4 separate regions of the Homo sapiens genome follow, and all the other regions are linked to region 1. A link is a contact called in ENCODE Hi-C or POLR2A ChIA-PET data. All regions are on one chromosome and are shown on one strand. Each heading gives the region's core, a stretch centred on a gene start or an enhancer-like site at or near the end of the contact. The rest is flanking DNA. Distances are from core to core; before and after follow the strand shown.

Region 1 (6,429 bases), core at 3,930-6,429:
CAGCAAGGGAAGCTGCATCACCTTTTTTGACCTTGCCTTCAATAACACATAATGTCACTGCTAGGGTCACAGTCCACCCAGATTCAAGGGGAGGGAACACAAACTATAAATGTCACCTCTTGAGGGGGAAATGGCCTCATCCAGAAGGTACAGGACAGGAGGTATTATTGCCTCCATCTTTGGAAAACAAAATCTGCTGTACCCAGTGACATGGCAAGTGGGAGTAGAGCTGGGACTGTCATCAAGGTACTGTCCTGCAGAGGCCGCAACACTACACAGCCACCATTCTAATGCTGCCAGGGCTTAGTCCTAAATAAATTTGTCTTGAGCTAAATTATGTATGCCTGAAGTACTAGGCATTTTTATGAATTAAGATCTTTCCATGCCTGGGTCTCCATGGCTGAAGCCTCTAATCCCAAAATTTTGGGAGTCTGAGAGGTAAGGATCGCTTGAGGCTAGGAGTTTGAGACCAGCCTGGGCTAGCAAGCCCCTGTCTCCACACAAAACAGAAAAATTAGCCAGGAGTGGTGGTGCCCCCCTGCTACTCTGGAGGCTGAGGCAGGAGGATCACTTGAACCCAGGACGTGGGGCCGCAGTGAGTCATGATTGCACCACTGCACTCCAGCCTGGGCGACAGAGAGCCTGTCTCTAAAAAAAAAAAAAAAAAAAAAAAAAATTCTTTCATTCTGTGACAGTAAATCTATTGCCCTCAATTACACAAATTTATTCCAAGTATTTACTGTGGGCCTACTGTGGGCCAGTTTGTGGGCTGGTTGCTGTGGCCATAAAGGAATCCCTATTCCTGAAGACCAGTGGTCCAGCAGGAGACACTGCCACGGCAGCAGGTTCTGACACAGTGTGGTCAGTGCCATGGAAATGGGCACAAGACTAGTAAGTGATGGGATGTCTGGGATTTCCTTTAACATACCTGAAAAGAAACAAAATAACCAGATTGGAGAGAAATGGATGAAACAAGATTTGAAAAATGTTGATAACATTAAAGATGGGTGGGCCTGGGGGCTTTGCCATTCACTCTCCTTTTGGGTATGTCTGGAAATTTCCATAATAAAAAAATAACAAAGGATACAAGGTAGACAGGAGCCCCAGGGAAGGATTAACTTTATTATAGAGTATGAGGAGGAAGCTGCGGGGAGGTAGGGCTTCCTCAAGGAGGGACATTGACATTGGAGTTGTTTTTGTTTTTGTGTTCATAATAAAATGATTCTGTGCTTTTGTTGTGTGGGAATGCATTTCCATCATCCATGAACAGATAATGTTATGTGAACTGGATTTTGGAGGACATAGAAACGTTTGTAAAATAAACAGATCAAGGAAGAGCTTTCCAGGTGATGAAAGGGACTGTTGGCATGCACCCCTGCGGCACCCTGGCATGCCAGTGCTTTGAACATAGACAGACTTGTCCACTGTTGAGTAAACCTAACCTTTATTTTTTTCTTCCTTAGATATTCAGTGATAAGAGAATGGTGAGCAGGGGATGAAACTCACTTAAAAATGCAAGCGCGCTTGCTGCTGTCTCCCTGCACCTCTGCAGAGCAGGGCTTCTCTCCCGGAGCTTTTGGAGGAAGCTGGTCTTCTTTTTGGTAATGCTCATCAGCTTGAAGAACCGTAGTCTGAAAAAATATTTGATCTTGGAGAATAATTCAAAATCACTATCTCAACAAAGGACTGAATTCCAAATGCCAAATTTAACAGGAACAGTTCATAAACCCTTTATTCAAGATGAAATAGGCCAGGCGCGGTGGCTCAGGCCTGTAATCCCAGCACTTTGGGAGGCCGAGGTGGGCGGATCACGAGGTCAGGAGATCGAGACCATCCTGGCTAACACGGTGAAACCCCGTCTCTACTAAAAATACAACAAATTACCCGGGTGTGGTGGCGGGTGCCTGTAGTCCCAGCTACTGGAGAGGCTGAAGCAGGAGCATGGCCTGAACCCGGGAGGCGGAGCTTGCAGTGAGCCAAGATCATGCCACTGCACTCCAGCCTGGGAGACAGAGTGAGACTCCGTCTCAAAAAAAAAAAAAAAAAAAGATGAAATACGGAATTATTCAGTCATAGGATGGGAGGGGCTCCGTAATAGCTTTTTAAAATCAAACAGCTGATTTTTTTTTAATCAAAGGTATTAGTGACACCATTTGGTCAGACTACATTTACGATATTCTCTCCACTTCTGATTGCCATCCTTTATTTCATTTTACTTTTTTATTGTGACCATTTCCGAACAGACACAAAAGTAGAGACTGTTACACACTTCCATGCTTATACTCAGCTTCAGCCATTAATGCCTTGCCCTCTACCATCCATCCTCCCTACCTCATTTCACCAGAAAGAAAAGGACTTTTAAAATCACACAACCACAATGCATTATTACATCTAATCAATTATTTCTTTACATTGTCTAGTATAACATATTCAATTTTCCCTAAGTCTTTTTACAGTTGGCTTGTTTGAATATGGATCCAAACAAGGTCCATCATTATATTGTTTCATTTCATGTAGAACAGTCCCGTCCCCCTTTATATCCCCTATTGACTTGATGAAGAAATGGGTCAGTTGTTTTGTAAAATATCCCACATTCGGGGTTTAGTTAATTGCAACCCCAGGGTGTTTATGTAACTTGTTCCTCTATCTACTGTTTTTCCAATGGACTGGGAGTTAGAGTTACAAGCTAGCCTGAGCTCAAATTCTTTCTCCTTCTCATCCTCCCTCCAGTTCTTCTCTCCTCTACTTCCTTCCTTTCACCCTCCTTCTCTCTCCCTCACTCCTTCCTTCCATCTTTCCTTTTTTTTTTTTTTTTTCAGAATAAGGCTATTTCATAGGTGATATTTCCCATCACCACACTTCTGTCTCGTCTCGCTTTTCGTGGTAAGACTGATCAATGGGTTTAGAGGATGGCAGCCTAATTCCTTTATCATAAGGTTCAGCTAAACAGCCATCGATGCAATTGTCTGAATTGAATGACGCTCATTGCATTGACGCATTGATCGCTGTTTAGCTGAACTGTATATTTAACTTAAATGTTTTAAAATTAGAAGTTTTTCAATTGGAAGTTGCAAAATGTAATTAAAGAATGCTATTCTGCATTCATTGACTGGAATTCTTAGAGAATTTTTTTTCCTCATCCACTAGGTCTATTTAATTACCCTACAATATAGTTCCTACAGCAAAGAGAACTTTTTTTCTTAATTCAGCCCATCAGACAAGGAAGCAAAGATAATTTTTAATAACCTAATTCCTTCTCTTTATTTGTAATTTTCTTCCTTTTTTTTTTTTTTTTTTGAGACGAGCCTAACTCTGTCACCCAGATGGGAGTGCAGTGGCATGATTTTGGCTCGCTGCAACCCCCGCCTCCCGGGTTCAAGTGATTCTCCTGCCTCAGCCTCCCAAGAGTAGCTGGGATTACAGGCGCGCACCACCAAGCCCCGCTAATCTTTGTATTTTTAGTAGAGACGGGGTTTCACCAGGATGGCCAGGCTGGTCTCGAACCCCTGGGCTCTAGTGATCTGCCCGCCTCAGCCTCCGAAAGTGCTGAGATTACAGGAGTGAGCCCCAGCGGCCGGCCTCTGTATTTTTAATTTTCAGTGTAACGAGTTGGTGGCCCTCCTATCTCTAATGTTATCCCAGAGCTTCGGTGTTTGTGCTTCGTGCCCTCTCCGTTTCTCCCCTGTTCTTATGGAATAATGATGTGCATTAGGAGCCTGGGGTCAGGAGTCCAAGGTTAGGGTGAGGGCTTTCCCGTGGTGTTGGCAGCAGCTGGCGCCTGCGCCCTCCGTGCAGGAGAGCAGCTCCCTCCAGCGGCTTCCCTCGCGCTTTGTGCCTTGCCCACCGCTCAGACGCTCTGCTCTGAAAAGTAAAGTTCACAAGGTATCTTCAGCTGCAAGGATAAAATCAAGAAGACAACTTCAAACACAACCTTTATCAACTTAAAATCAATATTAATGTACGAATGGTCCGAATGGTCACCTTGGGAAATCAGTGAAAGGGCCTGACATGGAGAAGAGATTAAATTATGTTTAATAAATGTTCATTTTATGTTCATTCTTTGAAAACGGGCACTCATTGAGTGACAGATCTTTTACCACACACAAACACTAACAGATACGCGTAACTGCGCCCTGCGACATTTTATTTTCCGGCTGCTCCCCCTCCGCTGTCAGGTGGGCAGTGTCCACGGTGCTTAGGGGAACAGGAGGGGTTCCGGTGCTGCTTCCCTTCCGTGCACAGAAAATCCACCCAGGCTGGCGCGGCGGCTCACGCCTGTAATCCCAGCACTTTGAGTGGCTGAGGGGGGCGGTTCACTTGAGGTCATGAGTTCGAGACCAGACTGGCCAACACGGTGAAACCGTCTCTACTAAAAATAAAAACCGTCTCTGCTAAAAAAATTAGCCAGGCTAGGTGGCGCGCCTGTAATCCCAGCACTCTGAGAGGACAAGGCGGGTGGGTCACCTGAGGTCAGGAGTTCCAGACCAGCCTGGCCAACAAGGTGAAACCGCATCTCTACTAAAAATACAAAAATTAGGCCGGGCGCGGTGGCTCACGCCTGTAATCCCAGCACTTTGGGAGGCCGAGGCGGGCGGATCACGAGGTCATAAGATCAAACCATCCTGGCTAACACGGTGAAACCCCGTCTCTACTAAAAATACAAAAAAATTAGCCGGGCGTGGTGCGGGCGCCTGTAGTCCCAGCTACTCGGGAGGCTGAGGCAGGAGAATGGCGTGAACCCGGGAGGCGGAGCTTGCAGTGAGCCGAGATCCCGCCACTGCACTCCAGCCTGGGGGAAAGAGCCAGACTCCGTCTCAAAAAAAAAAAATAAAAAATAAAAAATTAAATTAGCCTGGCGTGGTGGCAGACATCTGTAATCCCAGCTACTGGGGAGGCTGAGGTGCGAGAATCATTTGAACCCGGGAGGCGGAGGTTGCAGTGAGCCGAGATCGCGCCACTGCACTTCAACCTGGGCGACAGAGGGAGACCTCATCTCAAAAAAAAAAAAAAAAAACAAAAGAGGAAACAAACAAACAAAAAACCTACACCAGCCCAGCCTCTCTAGCGAGGCTCACCCGCCCGCCCGGCCCCCGCACCCGGTCTCGGCTTCTCTGGCCAGGCCGCGGGGCCGTTCGGCGCGGGGCGGGGCGTCGGGGAGTTTCCGCAGCGGTTAGACCGGCCAGGGGACCTCGGGACAATGAGCCTTTCTGTTTTAAAGCCGGAACCCAGCCGGGCCGCGCCGCGAGGAGGCTCCCCTGAGGCTGGCAGGAGAGACCTGCAGAAACTCGTGCGCGCCGAGCGAGGCGGGCGCCCTGGGGCTGGGGCACGCGGCCGGCGGGGGCCGCCAGGGAGCGGCCGTGGCGGGACCAGGACTACGGTGCGCCCCGCCGCCGCCAGCACCCGCCTTGGGAAGCCCGTCCGACGCGTACGCTGCAGGGGCCTTCAATAGGGGCTGTCGCCACCTGCACCCGCGCCGCTGCGGTTCGCAGGAAACTCCTGTGGCTTTTCGGAAGCACAATGCAGAACGCCCGGTGAGGGTTTGCAAAGCCGCCCTGGGAGATGCCGCAGTGTGAAACCTTTACGGTTGCACCTGGCCTCTCTGCTGCATCTGGCCTGTCTGCTGCACCTGGCCTCTCTGCCCCACCTGGCCTCTCTGCCCCACCTGGCCTCTCTGCTGCATCTGGCCTCTGCTGCGCCTGGCCTGTCTGCTGCATCTGGCGCCTGTTGCACCTGGCCTCTTGGCTGCAACTGGCCTCTCAGCTGCGCCTCTTTGTTGCCTCTGCAAACTCGGGTGCCCTGGAGCTTCCTACCCAGAAGTGAGTGCCGTGCACACTGCAGGTGCGAGGTGCCCCTCCTTCTGTCTGTTCTGTTTGGTTTGGCAGATGACAGCACTCTCAGTGGGGCCTGAAACCTTGACAGTCATGGCTTTCTTTGTAAGGACTCTCTTCCTTCATTAAATCGCTTGTATTTGGATTACAGAGATCTGTCATAAAGAGATTCAGTACTTAATAATAACGTGGGGAAAGGATCACCAGGTACTGTTAAGAAAAAAGCAAGGACAGAACAGTGAATACGGTAATGATCTTGTTTCGTAATACAAAACAAAACAGACACTATGCAAATACAAACCCAAAGGAAAATGATCATGCATAAAAATACTGTTTTTGGGCCGGGGGCTGTGGCCCATGCCTATAATCCCAGCACTTTGGGAGGCCAAGGCAGGAGGATCACTTGAGTCCAGGAGTTCAAGATCAGCCTCGGCAACAAAGCGTGACTTCGTCTCTACAAAAATTAAAAAGAAATTAGCCAGGCGCTGGTGTGGGCCTGTAGTCTCGGCTACTTGAAAGGCTGAGGTATGAGGATTGCTGGAGCCCAGGAGGTCAAGGCTGCATTGAGCTATGATTGTGCCACTGCACTCTAGGCTGGGCG
Region 2 (6,325 bases), core at 124-2,623, 370 kb after region 1:
TGAACCCTATTAGTGCTCCATGAATTTGCTGCTACTGCTTCTAATGCTCCCTTGAGGACTTGGGAACCTGGATCACATGTGGAAAGGGATTTGGACTAATGTGTTTCCTAAGCTCAGGCACCCACGGAGGTTGCAGAAACTGACACCTCATAGTTCCTAAAAGGGATTTTGTGGAAAGTAGAGTGAACGATGGTAGGCTGAATGAGGGATGCTGGCATACGTCTTTGATCTTACTAAATTGAAGAGATGAGCAGAGCTTGTAGATGTGATGTGTAACCTATAATTTGAAAGGCAAACATGGACTTTTGTGGGCTGAAACATTTTGACCAACATCTAGAAAAAGGCATTCAGAATACAGGTATCAGGGTAAGCTGCTTATATTTAGTGCAGGAGGACGGACTGTGCTAAGAAAGAAGGATAGCTCATGAACCAGTCAACTGATGGTTGATGGCTGTTGGATGATTTTTCTCCCTTTTTAATTTTTGTTTTTGGGAGAAGAGGGTGTTCAGGTAGCAGTAAGATCTTCAGAGTGTTTGGCAAACTTTTCCAAAGTATGAATTGGCAGGGATCCATCTGTTAAATCAAATGACCAGATAGGCCCTCTCCATCTCTCCTCTCCTCCAGCCCTAGGAATTAATCTGGTCAAGAAAGACACAGCAAATTTGCTCTCATGCAAGGCAACCCTCGTCATTCTGGCTCATTCTCAAAGTCAGGCTCAAGGTCATTTCCGCGAGTGCCCTTGAGCACATCCCAGCTTCTGGCTGGACTCTAAACTAAATGAGCCTCTCTGAGGTGGGTGCTCGAGACGGGAAGGACCGTGGAAGAGCCAGACCCCGAGAAGCGATCGCATCAACAGTGAGACTCACAGCGGTCAGCAACCTGGTGTCCAGTAAGCTTTCCTGGACATCAGATAGCTATGAAATAACATTTTGATGAATTAGGTAAAAAATGAATCACAAACATGTGGAATACATTTTCTTCACTGCACTCAGGATTTAAAATTTACAAGGCAAAGTATTTGGCTACATTTGCCAAACCCAAGAAGCATTTGAAAGGAAGCCAGCAAAAGATGTTTCATGGAGACCGGCTGGGTTTGCTCTGCTTGGCTCATAAAGAGGGTCTGTAAGGAAATCCCTGCAGCCTCTCCTGGCACCCGTAGCCCCCCTTACAGACACTTCCTTGGGAATGGGGTCTGAGAGCATCTGGTCATTTCCTCGCCTACCAGGTCCGAAGGCCAGGAAGATGCCCCGCATGTCCATGAGCTCGTTGTCGTAGCCGTGCCATCCACGCTGCCAACCTTCCCGCCTGCCGGTGCTGTTCATCCAAAACGGAAGCATCTCTCGATTCTGAAACCAAGCAAGGCAGACACATGACACTACGTCCTGACCGTGGCGCTGAGCGGGCATCTGCTCCAAGCCGCCACTCCACCGGGGGGCGCTTTCCTCCTCTGCGCTCCGACTGACCCAGACTGACCCAACCTCCGCTGCGGCACTTCCTGCTCCAGGCCGCTCAGACCTCGGGCAGCAGCCTATTCGATTGCTAAGCGCTGTGGTTAACAAGGTGTTTTCCTACGTGGGGCTGAATTGTCTCCCGTAATCAGTTTTAGAGCCACTAAATATAGTAAGTTAGTGGCAGAAGGGATGTTAAAGTGTATCTGCGGTGTCATAAAAATGTATTTGGTCTTTGTCCCAGGTTTCTAACCTAGAGCTCCTAAAACCAGGGGTACAATTTCCTGAGGATAAGAATGTCTTTCGCTTTTCATTCATAAGGAGCTACTTTCTCCCACACCTGAGTTAATGCTACTGAGAGGGGTCCTGGGGCTGGGGGCTAGACAGCTTCAGGGTGGGGACTGGCCACCAGAGGAACCAGACCGGGGGAGGGAAGAGGAGCTGGAGACTTGAGTCCAATCACCTGACCCATGATTTCCTCACTCACGTCTGCGCGATGAAGCCCCACGTGAAGCCCACGGGGCGTGCGGTTCCGGAGCCCCTCGGGAGTGGAAGCTCTGCGTGCCTCACCTCCCATGCTTTCTTTCCCACGGGCCTCTCTATGTGGTGCCTCTCTAAGGGCCATCCATTACAATAAAACAGCCATCTTAAATATAGTGTGCTTTCCTGAGTTCAGTGATTTGTCCTAGTGAGTGATCAAACCTGAAGTAGGGTCATGTGACCCCTCGAATGTAGCCAAATCACACGCAGGTGCCGGCAGCCTGGGGACCTGGGACTTGTGGCTGGCCTCTGAGTGGGGGCTGTCCTGTGGGATGGAGCCCCTTGACCTGTGAGGCCCACTCTAACTCCAGGTATTGTTGTCAGCATTGAACCGAATGGCGGGATATCCAGTTGATGGAGAATCTTAGGGAACCAGTATCTATCTAATCACATTTCCTAGCAAAGCAGCCGGACCCAGAAGGGTCTCCTCAGCAAATCCCAACTCCCTTTCCCATGCAGCCCACCCTGCCTTTCTTCCTTCTGGCCCTGCCCTTGGGAGCAACTCCAAGCCAGCCTCCTCTCCTCCGTTAATGAGCACACTGGAAGATGGCACCTTTGCTCCCCTTGTCCAGGCTTCACAGACCTTAATTTCCCTCAACCACTCTTCCTTTGGGATGGGTTCCGGAACCATCACTTCCCGACACACTTCTTTTCTTTGGAACCCAATTTTCTTAGACTACAGCTGATCACTTGCTATGAAATAGAGGGCTGAGAGAAGGCTTTGCAAGTCCTACAGAGGCTGCAGCCAGCTGAGCACAAGCCTAGCCATGCACCTCAGAAGCCACTCATTCTTCTAAGACCTCGCCAAGGACGAACGGCCCATCCTTGCTAGGCAGGTTTCAATATTACAAATATTTACTATTTCAAATGCAGGAGGTAGAATTTGCTGGTCGTGATGAATGAGTAGAATCAAGACCACTAAGCTACCAGCAATTTACAGGTTGGCTCACAAGACTAGTATCATGTGTTTAGTGAGCCAAGCAGTTCGCCATAAGCTGACACCAACGTCCACTGAACCATCACAACATCCCAGTGGGGATGATACCATTTGCCCCATTTTGTAGTTGAAGGGACTAAGGCTCAGAGAGGTTAAGTGACAGTCAGAGTCACACAGCTAGTGCAAGGCAGGGCTGGGATTGGAACCCAGGTCATCTATCTCCCGGTGCCTGGGCCCCTTCCACTCCACACTGCCAGAGGTCACTGCAGTGCTCCTGCTGGCAGCGGCCAGTGAGGTGTCACCTTGCACTTCACATCCTCACTCACGGAGTGTGGCCAGACACAAAGCACTAACAGGATTTTGGAACTGGGTTGGTGCAGTTAGGTGGGTTAAATTCCAGCTGCTACTTTCTAGCTCTGGGATCTTGGCTGTTTCACTTCTCTGAGCTGCAGTCTCCCTGCTGGTCCTGGCCACCTTGCAGGGTCTGTGGGGGATGTCATGACTGTGTGCTAAGTCCCTGACACACAATAGGTGTTCAATAGGTGGCAACGGTCTGGTCCGCAGATGCCCCTGGCCATGGGGCCAGGTGCCCGGGCAGTATGCAGCCGGGCAGTGTGGGTTGTGAGGGCTGAGCCTGCTTGTGCTTATTTAGCTGTCATATCACATTGCACAGCCATCTGCTCTCACCCCATAAATCGCCCCCTCGCATTGCAGCTTTCCAAGTTTCTCTGTTTCCTGAGTTTCCCGCATCCCTCGTCCCTCCTTCTCCAGCTGTGGTTCGTGTTTTTCCATGGGAAGGTTTCTTTCACTTACTGCATCTCTAACTTTCTCTTTTTCTTCCTTATCTGTCCATGGTGATGATCACAACACATCCCAATTTAGTCTCGTCAGCTGATTTAATGTGTTGCTTCTCCCTCTCACAGTCTACAAGGCGGTGAGCACTGAAGCACGAAGTAGAACACTTTTGCTATTAACAACCTCACCAATTATGAACCTCATAGTCTGTGTGTGCCCCATGGCAAAGAACAGAAGCAAGATAGGTGAAGACTGATGGCCTGATTTAAGACTTACAGCCTAGATTCCACAAATAAACACACAAAGCAGTGAAAAACCCCAGCCCTGAAAGTGATTTTGGATCTTTCTAGTCGTAGGTAAATCCACTCATTTTTATTAAAATAACAAGTTGCCCCAGAAAAACAATTGCTCTTACTGATGAAAAAATCATAGCCACCTGGCGGGTCAGGTGCACAGGTAACTGTGTGGTGTAAGTGATGGACTCAGCCTTCATTTCACAATGCTGCAGCCATGATTTCCTTCTTTTTCCTCTGCCAGTGGCTTTTAGCACCTTTGCTTTGTACCTCACATTATCTTCTCAAGGGCATACAGCTGAGGCCAGGCCCATGAAGAAGGGCCCGCCACACACCTCTCCACCTCCACAGTGGGAATGTCCATCTGTGGATCCGCAAGCTCCTGGTTGGCCTGCTGACCCCATCCAGCCACTGCGGGGCCCAGGGACTGCCACACAGCGCCACCTAGTGACATCCGGGGAGGCGCCCCAGCCCTCCAGATCTGGCCGAAGGTGAGAAAAAAGGGTAGAGGGTGGGCTTGTGTGTGTGCGTTCAGGCAGAGTGGGGCCTCTAAGTGGGATCCCACTGTAGGGTGGGCAGCCAACTCCCAGGGTGAAAGGAAGCACCCGGTTCTCCTGCAATGTGTGCTGGAGGGGGTGTCTCCCCACTCCTCAACTGGTGGGGAGGGAATTCACTCCATGCAGGCAGAGAAGGAGTGGGGTGCCCCAGGTAAGAGGAGTCCCAGGCGATGGTGGAACGTCCCTGCCAGCATGTGGGAGAAGCCCATGATTTCAGGGCCGGTTTATTCAGTTCTACGGATGTGGACTGAGCTCTGGATTCGTGCCAGGAACTCAGCTAGGCTTCTGGGGTCGGGGCCACAGAGGTGGAGGGCGGCTCCTTCCCCTAACAGAGCTCAGCTTTAGTGAGGGAGGAAGGGGGCTGCAGCTGCTGGGCATTGACTCCAGAGTAAGTCAGTGCCAGGAGTGGGTGCCCGAGCCTGAAGGAGGGAGGGAGGCTCAGGCCCCAGGGAGGCCTTCAGCAGTGGGGACACAGGAGGAGGCCGAGGGGAGAGTCAGTCAGTGGGGACGCAGCTGTGTGCATGCAACCTACATGCATGTAAACACATGTGTGCATGTGTGTGTGAATGTGTGTGTGCATGAGTGTGTATGTGCCTGTGTATGAGAGTGTGTGAGTGCATGAGTGTAAGCATGTGTGTGCGTGTGTATATGTGAGTGTGTGTTTATGTGTGTCTGTGTTGCACGTGTGTGTTAATGTTTATGTGTGTGAGCTTGTGTGTGTGTGTGTGTGTGTGTGTGTGTGTGTGTGTGTGTGTGTGTAGCACTGGGGTAGGGAGATGGGGAGGAGAAATCAGGATGAGGAGTCCACACAGGGAGTCCAAATAAAGAGGGTGGGGTCGCTCCAAGGGTCCTGCAGTGACAGAATCCTGGAACTCCAAGAGCGGAGGAGCCCTTGAATGACCTGGGTGGGAAAGATGGAAAGAAAGCTGCCATCAGAGAGAGACAGCTGGAAGAGCCAGGAGGTGAGAGGAACTGGGTTGTTTTGCTAGCGAGGTTTTGCCAACCAAACAGGGTGACCAACTCTCCTGGTTTGCAGCTGAGAGGGTTTCAGGGATGCAAGGCTTTCAGTTTGAAAACCAGGACAGTCCCAGGCAAACCAGGACAAGTTGGCCATTGTACAGTCAGCACTATATTAGGAATTTAGGTAACATCTTCACCCAGGGTGATATGTTCAGCACTTCCCAGTGCCTTCCAGGACCCCTCCTCTAGACAGGGGTAGACAGCAATGCCAGGACCCTCCTTGATGAGCCCCTCAACCAGTTAATCATTTCTAACAGGAAGGAACCAGAAACAAGTCGCCCCACACCAGGACGCGCGGTGAGAAGCCGCTGCGAGGGTGCCTTCAGGCTTGCGCGCTTTCCTGCCGGTGCCTGCATTCTCTCTGGGCGCCTGCACTCCATCGCCAGCTCCCCATGATAATGCCTGTTATATGCTTGCATTGATTTGGGAAGCCAAGGAATAATTATGAGATAAGAGTTATAATTTCTAGACCAGGCCTTTGTCTCAATCATCCTTAGCATTAAAATGAAAAGAAAATGCAACATTTGCGCTTTACCTCCGAATCAGAAACCCAGTAAATACAGTTTGTTCGACACTTGCCAGGGCCCATCCGTTTGCATTCAGCATTGTAGGATTCCTTTGAGTGCTGAGCTGAGCTGTGCTGTCTGGGGAGCACACTCAGAAATGCGAGGCTGCGCTGGGAGTGAAGGTGCAGGCAGAGGGAGGGGTGGAAGGACAGGACGAGGCGAGGAGCAC
Region 3 (5,590 bases), core at 175-2,674, 450 kb after region 1:
TTGAGACAGAGTCTCACTCTGGTGCCCAGGCTGGAGTGCAGTGGTGCGATCTCGGCTCACTGCAACCTCCTTCTCCTGGGTTCAAGCTATTCTCCTGCCTCAGTCTCCCGAGTAGTTGAGATTACAGGCATCCACCACCATGCCCGGCTAATTTTTGTAGTTTTAGTAGAGACAGCTTTCACCATGTTGGCCAGGCTGGTCTCAAACTACTGACTTCAGGTGATCCGCCCCCCTTGGCCTCCCAAAGTGGGATCAAGCTTTTCAACTGGAGTAGAACTTAGAATGGCCAATGAGTGATGATTTCAAACAGAAGAGACTAGTTACCAGAATATTAGTGGATCAACTTTTAATGCCGGGAATTGATAGAGAATGATGGAACCCAGCTCTTAAGGAGTGTGAACTAATCAGGGACGTTACCAGCTCAATCAAGTACGAACCCATCAGTCAACCATCCCCCGCCCGCTTTTTTGGGGGGAAAGAAACAAGTGGAAGCAAGCTCATTTTTGCTAGCTTGGTTAGTTTTGTTTGTCATTGCTAGAATATGTGACGTAGGTATGATGCTGGCCTGCCCAAGTTCACGGCCTCGGGCCAGGTGCGCCCATAGAGAAGTGAGAGCAGCCTCTCAAGTCTCAGGAGTTAACTTCACAGCAGCCGCAGCTGGTTTGTCCTGATCAATGATCACCGGTGATCTGCATATCAACAGATGGTGCTGGGAGCAGACACTGGGTCTCATTCAGTGATTCACGTCTATAATCCTCCTTGGGTGCTCTTTGCATAAAAGCTGTTGACAGATAATCTGCTTTAGGGATCAAAGAGCAACTCAAGGGGGCTGCATCCTTCTGATAGTTTCCCAGTCCAAGCGGTAGACTCCACGGGAATAGGGGAGATTTTTGAGTTAAAAACAGAAGGAACAGGTAGGATGAGAACTGGCAGGAACTGAGGACCTGTGAAAACCATGTGGCCTAAGTGGAAGGAATTTTGGAGCCCAGCAAACCAGAGTTCAAATCCCATCCCAGCCACCTCACACGACTCATTCCACTTTATTGATCCTCAGTTTCCTCCTCTGAAAAATGGAGATAATCATACCTTTTTTCAGAGTTAAGTGGTTTCAGGTAGGGAAAGCTTTGGCACGATGTCTTCCGCACGATGTCTGGCGCGGAAAAGGCCAATCCTATCAAATGGGCCTTTTAAAAGGCCACTTTTAAAAATGGCACTTTGAAAAATCCTCTTCTAGGGAGGGATGGGGCCGGACAGTCCATTTCTTACTTGATATCTACAGACCATTTGCAGAGGAAAAGTCTCAAATCCCCTTGACGAAAAGAAAAGCAGCACCACGTTGCATCTGCCTTGCACAGGAAGCTGGAAGCTTTGCACGGGGGTGAAAGTTACAGGCAGACACTGCCCGCGGGGCTCCGGACAGCAAGGAGCGAGCCCTCTGAGCCTGGCCACGCTGGCCCGCCACTGCCCTCTGCTGGCGGCTGCGGTCTTCACCACCGCCCGCAGCCGTCCCCGTAGTCCGCCGAGAGGCGCCAGGCTGGGCCAGCCTTGAATTCTGGGTTTGCTTCTCCCGGTTTGAAGGCCACCCCCAGGATTCGCAGGAATCTGACAGCTGCTTGTGACTGTGCTGAAGATGCCGAGAATGTAGGCAGAGCCCGGGCAGGGCCGGCGGGCAGGCGGCCACGCGCTGCAGCAAACGCGAGCCTCGGGGCCTTGAACCTGGAGCCGGGGCCTTGCCTGGGCTGTCCTGGCTGGGAGTCTCGTGCTGTGCCCCCCGCTTCCTCATTCCCCCACCCCACCCTCCTAACCCTTGTTGTGTTTCATTTTCCCTTTTAGGATATGTGCTTCTTATTTGGGATTTTATTATTCTTGACCCCAGCCCTTTCTTTCCCTCCTTCTCTTAGTTCCTCTTTTGGTTGAGTTTATGATTTTTTTAAACCACAATTTGTAATGGTCACTGCAGTGGACGTTTAACTTTGAACACCCCTTTGTTCCTCCAAAGGCGAAATTCCTCCTGCGCCCTGCATGGCCCATTCAGGAGCGTCTGTGACCCAACCTCTCTGGCTCTGGGGAGAGGGCAAAGTGTGGCATCCAGCCCTAGCCAGGCCAGCGAGGAGCCGCATTCCTGCCACAGTGACCGTGGCTCCAGGATCCAGGCTGGGCGGGAGGATTCTTCATGCTGGAGGAATCCATTCCTCTCGGTGGCCGAGCTGGGAAGAAATGTCCCCATGTGAAGACATGGCCCCAGGAAGAGACGCTGGGGCTACAGCCAGGGCCGCGGGGAGGGCAGCAGGGGAGGGTGAGTTCTGCTCTCCTGGCTCCTGCCTCACCCCTGCTTCTTTTTGCAGGAGCCAGCAGCCCTCTCTCTGCCTGGAGCAGCAGGCCTGGGATTTCTGTCACTTGCTTCCTTTGCCTGTCCCTGGCTCCTCTCTCTGCCGTCATCACGTTTCTGGCCACCTTGCCCTCCTCCTCTGAGCTCACAGCTCCTGGGCAGGGTCCTGGCTGTGGAGGGCACCAGTTGAGAGCCACTATAGATGAAGGCTCTAGGCCGCAGTTGAGGCTTCTGAGTACTGGGCCTTAGCTGCCTGACTTTGCCCCTTTCTCCAAGGCCAATCACCGGTGGCAAATCTCACAAGCGACTTTGTGTTAAAAGTGATGACTACCTACGTTTACCTCTCACGAAGAGCTTACATTTAGTTTAAAAATTATCTATGATGAAAATATTCGAATGCACAAAACAGTGTGATAACACGGGACAGTGCTCCGCCCTGGTTTCCTGTGTCTTCCTCCCCACACTGGAATATTTTTAAAGCAAATACCAGACATCCCATCTGAAGTCATAAATACTTCTGTGCCTGTCTCTAGTACTGAGGTACTTTTAAAAAAACATACTCTTGTTATCACACCCAACAAAATGAATATAACTATTTAATATCATTCAATACCCAGTCCATATTGAGTTTTCCATAATTATCTTTAAAATGCCTCTGTGAAATTCGTTTATTTGAATCAGCATTCAGGCCGGGAAAGGTGGCTCACGCCTGTAATCCCAGCACTTTGGGAGGCCAAGGCTGGCAGATCTCTGGAGCCCAGGAGTTTGAGACCATACTGGGCAACATGGTGAAACCCTGTCTCTACAAGAAATACAAAAATTAGCTGTGTGTGGTGGTGTGCACCTGTAGTACTAGCTGCTCAGGAGGCTGAGGCAGGAGAATCACTTGAGCCAGGGAGTTGAAGGTTGTGGTGAGCCGAGATTGCACCACTGCACTCCAGCCTGAGTGACAGAGTGAGACTCTGTCTCAAAAAAGAAAAGAAGGAAAAAAAAAAAAAGAATCAGCATTCAAACAAAACCCATGCATTTTATTTATGTTTCTTGAGTGTCTTTTAACTGATAATGGTTCGCCTCCATTTTATTAATTCTTGTCTATTTATTTATGGAGGGAACTGGGTCATCTGTCTGAAAACATCCCATATTCTGGATTAGGCTGATTGTATCCTCGTGGTGCCATTAGCATGTTCCTTAGTCTCCTGTATTTCTTGCAGACTCCTAGTTTGATCTACAGGTCTTAGATTCAGGTTCCATGTGTCTTAGGCAAGAATCCACTGCACGTGGTGCCATGTACTTGCTCTCGCGTCACGCCATGTGGCTCGTGGTGTCTGTTAAAGTGGATTGGTGGGTTTAGATGGTGTCAGCCTAATCTATCCACTGTCAAGGTTCCTATCAACCTGCATGTAATGGTTTTAGCAACCACCGATAATCATCACCTACATCTGTTCCTTTTAGTCACAAAATCCCTTCCCAGTAGAAGTGTTCTCTGAAACAGGCAGGTTCTTTTAGGCGTGTCTATTTGGACTGTATACCCCTTACATTGAAGTGAGGGGGTGGATCAGTTATCTGTTTTGGTGTAACTGACAACCTCAAACCTCAAGTGGCTTAAACAATAGTCATGTATTCAGCTCACAAATATGCAGTCTGGATGGAGCATGGAAGGGAAAGCTCCTCTCTGCTGGACGCAGCACCAGCAAGGGCAGCTCAGAGGCTGGGGTAACCTGACACCAGAGGGCTGGAAGGATCTGCAGGCAGTTGATGCTGGCTGCTGGCTGAGACCTTAGCTGGGTTGTCAGCAGCTGCATCCACCTGTGGCCTCTCCATATGGCCACCTGGCATCCTTACAGCATGGTGACCATGCTCCAGGCATGAGCACCCCAAGAGAGCAAAGAGAACAGGCTTGGCATTGATTGTGACCCAGATCCAGAAGTTACATAGCATCACTTCTCCTGCATCTGTTGGTCAAAGCTGTCACAAAGGTCCACTCAGGTTCAAAAAGAGGGGACACCACTTGATGGGGGAATGTCAATGTCACAATATAAGAAGAACAAGTAGAATGGGATTTGTTACGGCAGCTTTCTTGGAAAATATGATCTGCCACCATGAGAAAACAAATTCAAATAATTAAGCGGTGTCACGAGCCAGACACATCACAGTTGACATACATTTGTCACAGCTTTGTCTAAGCCATTTAAAGAAGAAACTATTCCAAGACCATGGCTGTAGTTTAGCTCCACTTCTTGCCTTGATAGAATAAATAGACATATTGATATAGTTAGTTATTTAAAAACTTGTGTGTTCACATAATTTGTTAGTTACAAACACATTGATTTTTTTTTTTAAACCCCAGTGTATCCGGCACGATTCGAGATGCTGAGATAGAGCAGAGAAGAAGACGGACAGAATCCCTGTCCTCAGGAATCTTGCTCGCGGGCGGGAGAAGACAGATCATGAACATGTAAGCTGAAAGACAGGACAGTCTCAGGAAGTGAGGTGCAGTCAGCACTGGAAGTAAGTGGAGAGTGTGCGAGGGAGGTGCAGCATTGGCTAGGCGGCCGGGAGGGTTTGGAGGGGGTGGTGAGATGACGCTTGAGTGGTGGCGGAAATAATGACGAGGACACAGCCATGGGAAACCCGGTGTAACAAAGAGCATCCAGGGCGAGAGGGTGGGAAGGAAGAAGTGTGGGCAATGGGGGAGCTGGTGTCGCAGAAAAAGGTAGAGCCCAGTGATGTGGCGCATTGTTGGGAGGATTTAGATTTTACTCGAGGCATAATGGAAAATGCAGGCGGGTCTTCCTTATAGAAAGGTGCCTCTAGGGACTTCTCAGGATGGGAGGTGTTTGAAGGGGAAATCTTATTTCTCACCCTCAGTCTTCCACGCAGGAGAGAAATTCAGCCAACACCTGCCTCCTGAAGAGCCTCCACCCTCTAGCTAGCAGTCAAGCCTCCATCATCCCCCAGCACCCAGCTACGCTCCTCTCCCCCAGTGACTTCAGGTTGAGGTGACTTTGGCAGAAAACAGCTCCAGCCCCTCCCATGCGGTCTGAAGGGTAATGCTGGCAGCCATAGGGGATGAACTGAGCAGGTCAGGATGGAAGCAGGGTGACTTGGGAGGACATAAGGCGGCCTGGACCGGAGTGAGCAGTGGGCGCAGTGAACGGTGGCTGGGTTCCAATTTGTAATGACTAATGTGGGTTTTTTTCTGCATCTTCTCCATTTCAGTTTAAGGCCCACAGAAGGCTTATAAAAAGTAATATGACTTTA
Region 4 (5,628 bases), core at 2,062-4,561, 280 kb before region 1:
GTCATAACCTTGGCCATAACTGGAGTATTTGCTCCTCACAAGCCTCTCCACATGCAGACCTTCCTGCCAAAGGCTTTCTTGCTTCCACAGTCACATCCAGGAACAGGGGCAATCCCTTCATGTTGCTCCATGGGAAAGCCATCTGCAGAAAAGCCAGCTTGCCGCTGGAATTTTTATTGGATGTCTTCAGAGAGATATGCTACAGAACCAGTTTCAGTGAATGGGCTTCCACTTACAGCAGAAAATTTAATCCTGTGAACTCAGTCACTTGTTTGAAACTCAATTTGGGATGATAGTGGATCTTTCTCAATTCATTAGAATTCTCTCCCTTTTCTCCTCTGAGTAGATTTCTAGTGAGGGCAGTGGTGGGGTGAGGCTTGGTTATCATCCTAGCATTGTCTTGTGCTTTCTTCCCTGTGGGCTCTGCTGGGAGTATAACTGCTTGATCTACCAGCACAAGCAATGCACACTGATCATTTCAGGAGAGGTTGAGGGTCCTCTCCTATTGATGCGGCCTGACGGGCACTGGTCTGATGACTTGCTGAAAACTAGCTGCATCTCCCTTTGCTGACAAGCTGACCACCCCTAGCCTCATTCACCTTGGACCCTGGTGCTTGGTAGGCACTTCACCATTCAACTCTTTCTTGGGAACCTTTTGGATCTCCTCTAGGCCCTGTGAGATATATGTGCGTAAATGCGTGTGTGTGTGTTATGTATATATACACACACACATATGTATATATATATACACACGTGTGTTAGGAGCAGAGGAGGGAGTTGTATAGTTGGTTATCAAAGCTATAAAAGGCCCTTTCTATGTTCATTTCTAAAGGCCAACGCATACAGGCTCAGGGCACGATTGGGCTGTCTTCTCTCAGAAACTCGGGCAGAGCCAAGTCCTTCTGCTCTTAGACCCAAAATCTACCTAGCAATTTCTAACAGCCAACACTTCCCACCCTGCATCTTATTCCCTACTCCCATAGACTTTCCTAGTTATCACCTAAATTCTCCTCTCACCTTTTCTCTCAGAACGTCTCCCCCAGCTTAGAGAGGAATTTGTCTCTGTAGGTGGGAGGGTCTTTAAAAAAAAATGAGGCCGGGCACAGCGACTCATGCCTATAATCCCAGCACTTTGAGAGGCCGAGGCAGAAGAATTGCTTGATATTAGGAGTTCAAAACCAGCCTGGACAACAGTGAAACCTTGTTTCTACAAAAAAATAAAAAATTAGCCTGTCGTCGTGGTACCCGCCTGCAGTCCCAGCTACTTGTGGTTCATAGTCTTTGAATCTTTATATGCAAAGTCAACTTTTTAAGAATCAAAAAAGAAAAATGCATGTATCTTTTATTCCAAGCACCTGGTTTTTGCACAAGTACTCCATCTTTCAGACTCTATCGCTTTTATTATAATTAAAAAAATTGTTTGAAATTCAGGCTCTACTTGTTCTCCTTTCAAGGCAATGAAGCCCATGAGTGGGAAGAAGACTACAGGGCAACAAGAAAAAAAGTGAGAACATTATTATTATTATTTTTTGAGATGAAGTCTCACTCTGTCACCCAGGCTGGAGTGCAATGGCTTGGTCTCGGCTCACTGCAACCTCTGCCTCCTGAGTTCAAGCGATTCTCCCGCCTCGGCCTACAGAGTAGCTGGGACTACAGGCACGTGCCACCACACTTGGCTAACTTTTGTATTTTTAGTAGAGATGGGGTTTCACTACATTGGCCAGGCTGGTCTCGAACTCCTGACCTCATGATTCGTCCGCCTCGGCCTCCCAAGGTGCTGGGATTACAGGCGTGAGCCACTGCACCTGGCCGTGAGAACATTCTTGATTTAAAATGCACATATATAATCTAGGTATGCGATCATAGCTTCTTTTACTTGCCATGGTCCCCTTGCCAAAGAATTCATGAAAGGAGAAATCGTAATTTCTCCACCTTTTAAATAGCCAGATTTCTGCAATCCGTCCACCCCCTCTAGATTTTCAGCAATTATCTGTGAAAAGGAGGAAAGAACAGCAAACTAGAAGCAAAATCACAAAGCTTCAAAATTTCTTTGTGCCTCCGTTTTTATGTAGTTTCTTTTGGTATGGCAGGAAAATGGGCAATATTGTTTTCATACAATAGCTGTATTTTGTTCCAGCATGCACATAAATTACACAGTTAACCTTATCTGATCTTACCTAAAGTGACCTTTTTTTGCTTGCTTATTCTGATTCATGCATTTTTACATCAAAGTCTACATTTATTGAAAGAAAAATTTCATAATTTATATCATTTAACGTATTTATCTTACAGTGCATGTATACCTGGAATGGGAAACGTAACAATAAGCCAGCCAGCAGTTAGAGTACGTAACTGTGGGAAATGTAAAGTGGAAAAAAATATATAGAAGGAAAAAACAGCTCTAACAGGGAGAGAGGTTTGGGGCCCTATAGATAAATAGGTACATTTCCACTCCACCTCCGGACATCTGCCGGTTGGTGGTAAAGCTGTTGATTTTAGGAAATTCTAGAGACAGAGCGTTGTCGGGGTGTTGTTTTCCTACTGACCAGAACAGGAAGGCAATGCCTGGATTAACTAGAGACCTAATAAACTGCGGGAACAAGCCCTACCGCTGCGGGGCCAGGGCCAGCTTCGAAGGCTGCAAGCCTCACGGCAACACGGAGCCAGGTCCTCGTGTGACCTTACTGTCTACTGCTGCTATGTAAGGGGACTGGCACTCCCGCCCTCCTGAAGGCGCGGAGACCCCGACGGCCTCGGAACGCTTCGCTCGGGCACACTGAAAGCAGCGCGAGACGCAGCTCCCAACACTCTAACATGGAGGCCGGCTTTTGTTTGTTTTGGCCCCGCTCACACACAGGCGTCTCAGGGCGGAGACCACAGGCCCCGCGGCTGCGGGCGGCTCAAGGTCCCCCGGGACGCCCCCCTAGCGGACTTTGGCCGCCGCGCCCGGCTGCCTCCCTTGCCCGGGCCCTGCCCCTCTCGCCTCTGCTCCCGGCGCCGCAGCTGACCCGGCGGGGGAGGAGGACGGCAGGAGCGCGCGGCGTCACAAAGCGAGGACAGAACGCCCGGGGTTCCGCCGAGACTCGGTCGTCCCAGGCCAGCTCGACTTGCAGTCCGCCCTCGTGGGGCGGGAGACGCCCGACGCCCGCCCACCTCACCCCCGGGGTGCCCTCCGTGGCCTCACGGGGACGCAGCGTCGCAGCGGCCCCGGCGCCGCAAAGCGTCTTGGGAGCGCCGGCTCGCGCCGGAAGAACGCGAGGGCGCGCGGCGGCGGCGAGGTTATAAAAGGGAAGAAGCCGGCGGTGGGCGGAAGTGGGCGGTTCGGCGGCTCTGGGCGCTGTTGTTTGGTCTTTAGGCCTGCGGAGGGGCGTTATCTGGAGGGCCGCGGGTGCAGGCCGCAGTGACAGGGCCGCTCGCCCCGCTAGTCCTGCCTGTCTCCCGGTGCAGCTGTGTTCGCGGCCTGCAGGCCCAACATGGCGCAGGAGGTGTCGGAGTACCTGAGCCAGAACCCGCGGGTGGCAGCCTGGGTGGAGGCGCTGCGCTGCGACGGCGAGACTGACAAACACTGGCGCCACCGCCGGGATTTTTTGCTTCGCAACGCCGGGGACCTGGCCCCCGCTGGCGGCGCTGCCTCCGCTAGCACGGATGAAGCTGCCGACGCCGAGAGCGGGACCCGAAACCGGCAGCTGCAGCAGCTCATCTCCTTTTCCATGGCCTGGGCGAACCACGTCTTCCTCGGGTGCCGGTGAGTGAGGCAGCGTCCCTAACCAGCACGCCTCGTTTTGTGTGCCACCTGCAGACCGGGGCCCGGCGCCCTCCGCGGGACCGGCCTCGGCGGGGAGGGGAAGTTGTGAAGCGCGGGAATCCGCCGGCCCGGCTGCCCTCTAAGGGGGAGAAGGGCGTCCCTGCGAGGAGCCGACATGATTCCCGGACGTCTGTGTGCCCGGTGGTGTGGGCGCAGCTGCTGGTAGGGTTGCTTGTGTTAGGGAACAACGCTCTTGGGGACGGGTGCGAGATTTAAGATTAGTGAGGAGGTGCCCTGCCTCCCAGACCCTGGGGCACTTGTTTATGGGGTTCCAGGAAACAGTTCTTGGCGGTTGGTTCACTTTCTTGATTGCAGCCAGGAAATGCAGTCCCTGTGGCCTGTTTTTTGCACAAGTAGGACCTTAGAAAAAACACTTTTTAAAAATGACTTTTCCTTCTTTTTCAGATACCCTCAAAAAGTTATGGATAAAATACTTAGTATGGCTGAAGGCATCAAAGTGACAGATGCTCCAACCTATACAACAAGAGATGAACTGGTTGCCAAGGTGAAGAAAAGAGGGATATCGAGTAGCAATGGTTAGCAGATCATAGATGTGAACATACATAGGAGTTTAGAGCATAAGTTTGATATAATTAGGAATTATTGTTACTAATTTTTTTAACAAGCCAGAATTTTTATGTTATTAATAAGTAATAAAGTTGGAATGTTAAACCTAAAGTATATATCTGTGTCTTTAGGCTTTGAATTTGATAGTTTGCTTTGACTGCTTTAGATTTTGAAGTGTCCACTGTTGTCTGATGCTGTTATTTTTTTAATATTAGACATTCATGATGTTATTCAACACTGTTTTAAGAAATTAATGACTCCACACTTTTTAAAGAAACGATTAGTCTTGAAATGTTTTCACTTTGTGCCTTTATTTTAATGTGTATTTGTCTCATCACCCGTTTTGTACGAGGTATTCTTAGTCACATATCTATGTTTTTCTTCTTTTTAGAAGGGGTAGAAGAGCCATCCAAAAAACGAGTTATAGAAGGAAAAAACAGTTCTGCAGTTGAGCAAGATCACGCAAAAACCTCTGCCAAGACAGAACGTGCATCAGCTCAGCAGGAAAACAGTTCAACGTGTATAGGGTCGGCCATCAAATCAGAGAGTGGGAACTCAGCTCGGAGCTCTGGCATCTCCAGTCAGAATAGCTCTACAAGTGATGGAGATCGATCTGTTTCCAGCCAAAGCAGCAGCAGCGTTTCCTCTCAGGTAACAACGGCAGGATCTGGGAAAGCTTCTGAAGCAGAAGCTCCAGATAAACACGGTTCTGCATCATTTGTTTCCTTGCTGAAATCCAGTGTGAATAGTCACATGACCCAATCCACTGATTCTAGACAACAAAGTGGATCACCTAAAAAGAGTGCTTTGGAAGGCTCTTCAGCCTCAGCTTCTCAAAGCAGCTCAGAGATCGAGGTGCCCTTGTTGGGCTCCTCAGGAAGCTCAGAGGTAGAATTGCCACTATTGTCTTCCAAACCTAGTTCAGAGACAGCTTCAAGTGGGTTAACTTCCAAAACTAGTTCAGAGGCAAGTGTTTCATCATCAGTTGCTAAAAACAGTTCCTCATCAGGCACATCCTTACTGACTCCCAAGAGCAGCTCTTCAACAAATACATCGCTGCTAACTTCCAAGAGCACTTCCCAGGTAGCTGCATCACTACTAGCTTCCAAGAGCAGCTCCCAGACCAGTGGATCTCTGGTTTCCAAAAGCACTTCCTTAGCAAGTGTGTCCCAGTTGGCTTCTAAGAGTAGTTCTCAGACTAGCACCTCACAGTTGCCTTCTAAAAGTACTTCACAGTCAAGTGAGAGTTCTGTCAA

Evidence for each region. A loop is a pair of places that touch in the nucleus more often than their neighbours do. ChIA-PET counts read pairs that join two places held with the same protein, here RNA polymerase II (POLR2A). Pooled maps may share reads with other maps.
Region 2: a pooled map shows a loop between it and region 1 (4-fold over the local background). The contact joins two enhancer-like sites. A Hi-C loop is called at or near these places in 1 of 168 maps with a recorded cell type or tissue (heart left ventricle), 2 of 37 single-sample maps with no recorded cell type and 9 of 50 pooled maps.
Region 3: a map of heart left ventricle shows a loop between it and region 1 (5-fold over the local background). The contact joins two enhancer-like sites. A Hi-C loop is called at or near these places in 17 of 168 maps with a recorded cell type or tissue (IMR-90, Right ventricle myocardium inferior, cardiac septum and 9 more), 15 of 37 single-sample maps with no recorded cell type and 25 of 50 pooled maps. POLR2A ChIA-PET finds 5 or more read pairs at or near these places in 2 of 52 experiments (A673 and H1).
Region 4: a map with no recorded cell type shows a loop between it and region 1 (10-fold over the local background). The contact joins the promoter of CDKN2AIP here to the enhancer-like site in region 1. A Hi-C loop is called at or near these places in 9 of 37 single-sample maps with no recorded cell type and 11 of 50 pooled maps. POLR2A ChIA-PET finds 5 or more read pairs at or near these places in 7 of 52 experiments (CD4-positive, alpha-beta T cell, HepG2, MCF 10A and 4 more).

Annotation. Positions count from the first base shown.
Region 1 is chr4:183,717,697-183,724,125 of GRCh38, forward strand. No RefSeq gene overlaps it. Among named protein-coding and RNA genes, the nearest start is that of TRAPPC11, 62 kb to the left of the region's middle. RefSeq lists a silencer at 5,006-5,535 and enhancers at 5,487-6,248, 5,646-5,695. Within about 2 kb of position 5,180, at least 20 of the 41 ENCODE cell types and tissues checked have a DNase peak (open chromatin) inside an H3K27ac peak, as active enhancers do.
Region 2 is chr4:184,096,023-184,102,347 of GRCh38, forward strand. ENPP6 (ectonucleotide pyrophosphatase/phosphodiesterase 6) reads right to left here. Exons shown (of 8, transcript NM_153343.4): 7 at 1,223-1,346. Among named protein-coding and RNA genes, the nearest start is that of ENPP6, 120 kb to the right of the region's middle. Within about 2 kb of position 1,374, at least 6 of the 41 ENCODE cell types and tissues checked have a DNase peak (open chromatin) inside an H3K27ac peak, as active enhancers do.
Region 3 is chr4:184,167,132-184,172,721 of GRCh38, forward strand. The region is part of intron 1 of ENPP6 (ectonucleotide pyrophosphatase/phosphodiesterase 6); the gene reads right to left. Among named protein-coding and RNA genes, the nearest start is that of ENPP6, 48 kb to the right of the region's middle. RefSeq lists enhancers at 281-1,052, 1,513-1,562, 1,703-1,752, 3,613-4,114. Within about 2 kb of position 1,425, at least 2 of the 41 ENCODE cell types and tissues checked have a DNase peak (open chromatin) inside an H3K27ac peak, as active enhancers do.
Region 4 is chr4:183,441,325-183,446,952 of GRCh38, forward strand. CDKN2AIP (CDKN2A interacting protein) reads left to right here and starts at 3,312. Exons shown (of 3, transcript NM_017632.4): 1 at 3,312-3,745; 2 at 4,211-4,341; 3 at 4,764-5,628. The coding sequence starts at 3,474. RefSeq lists a silencer at 2,787-3,336 and an enhancer at 3,617-3,766.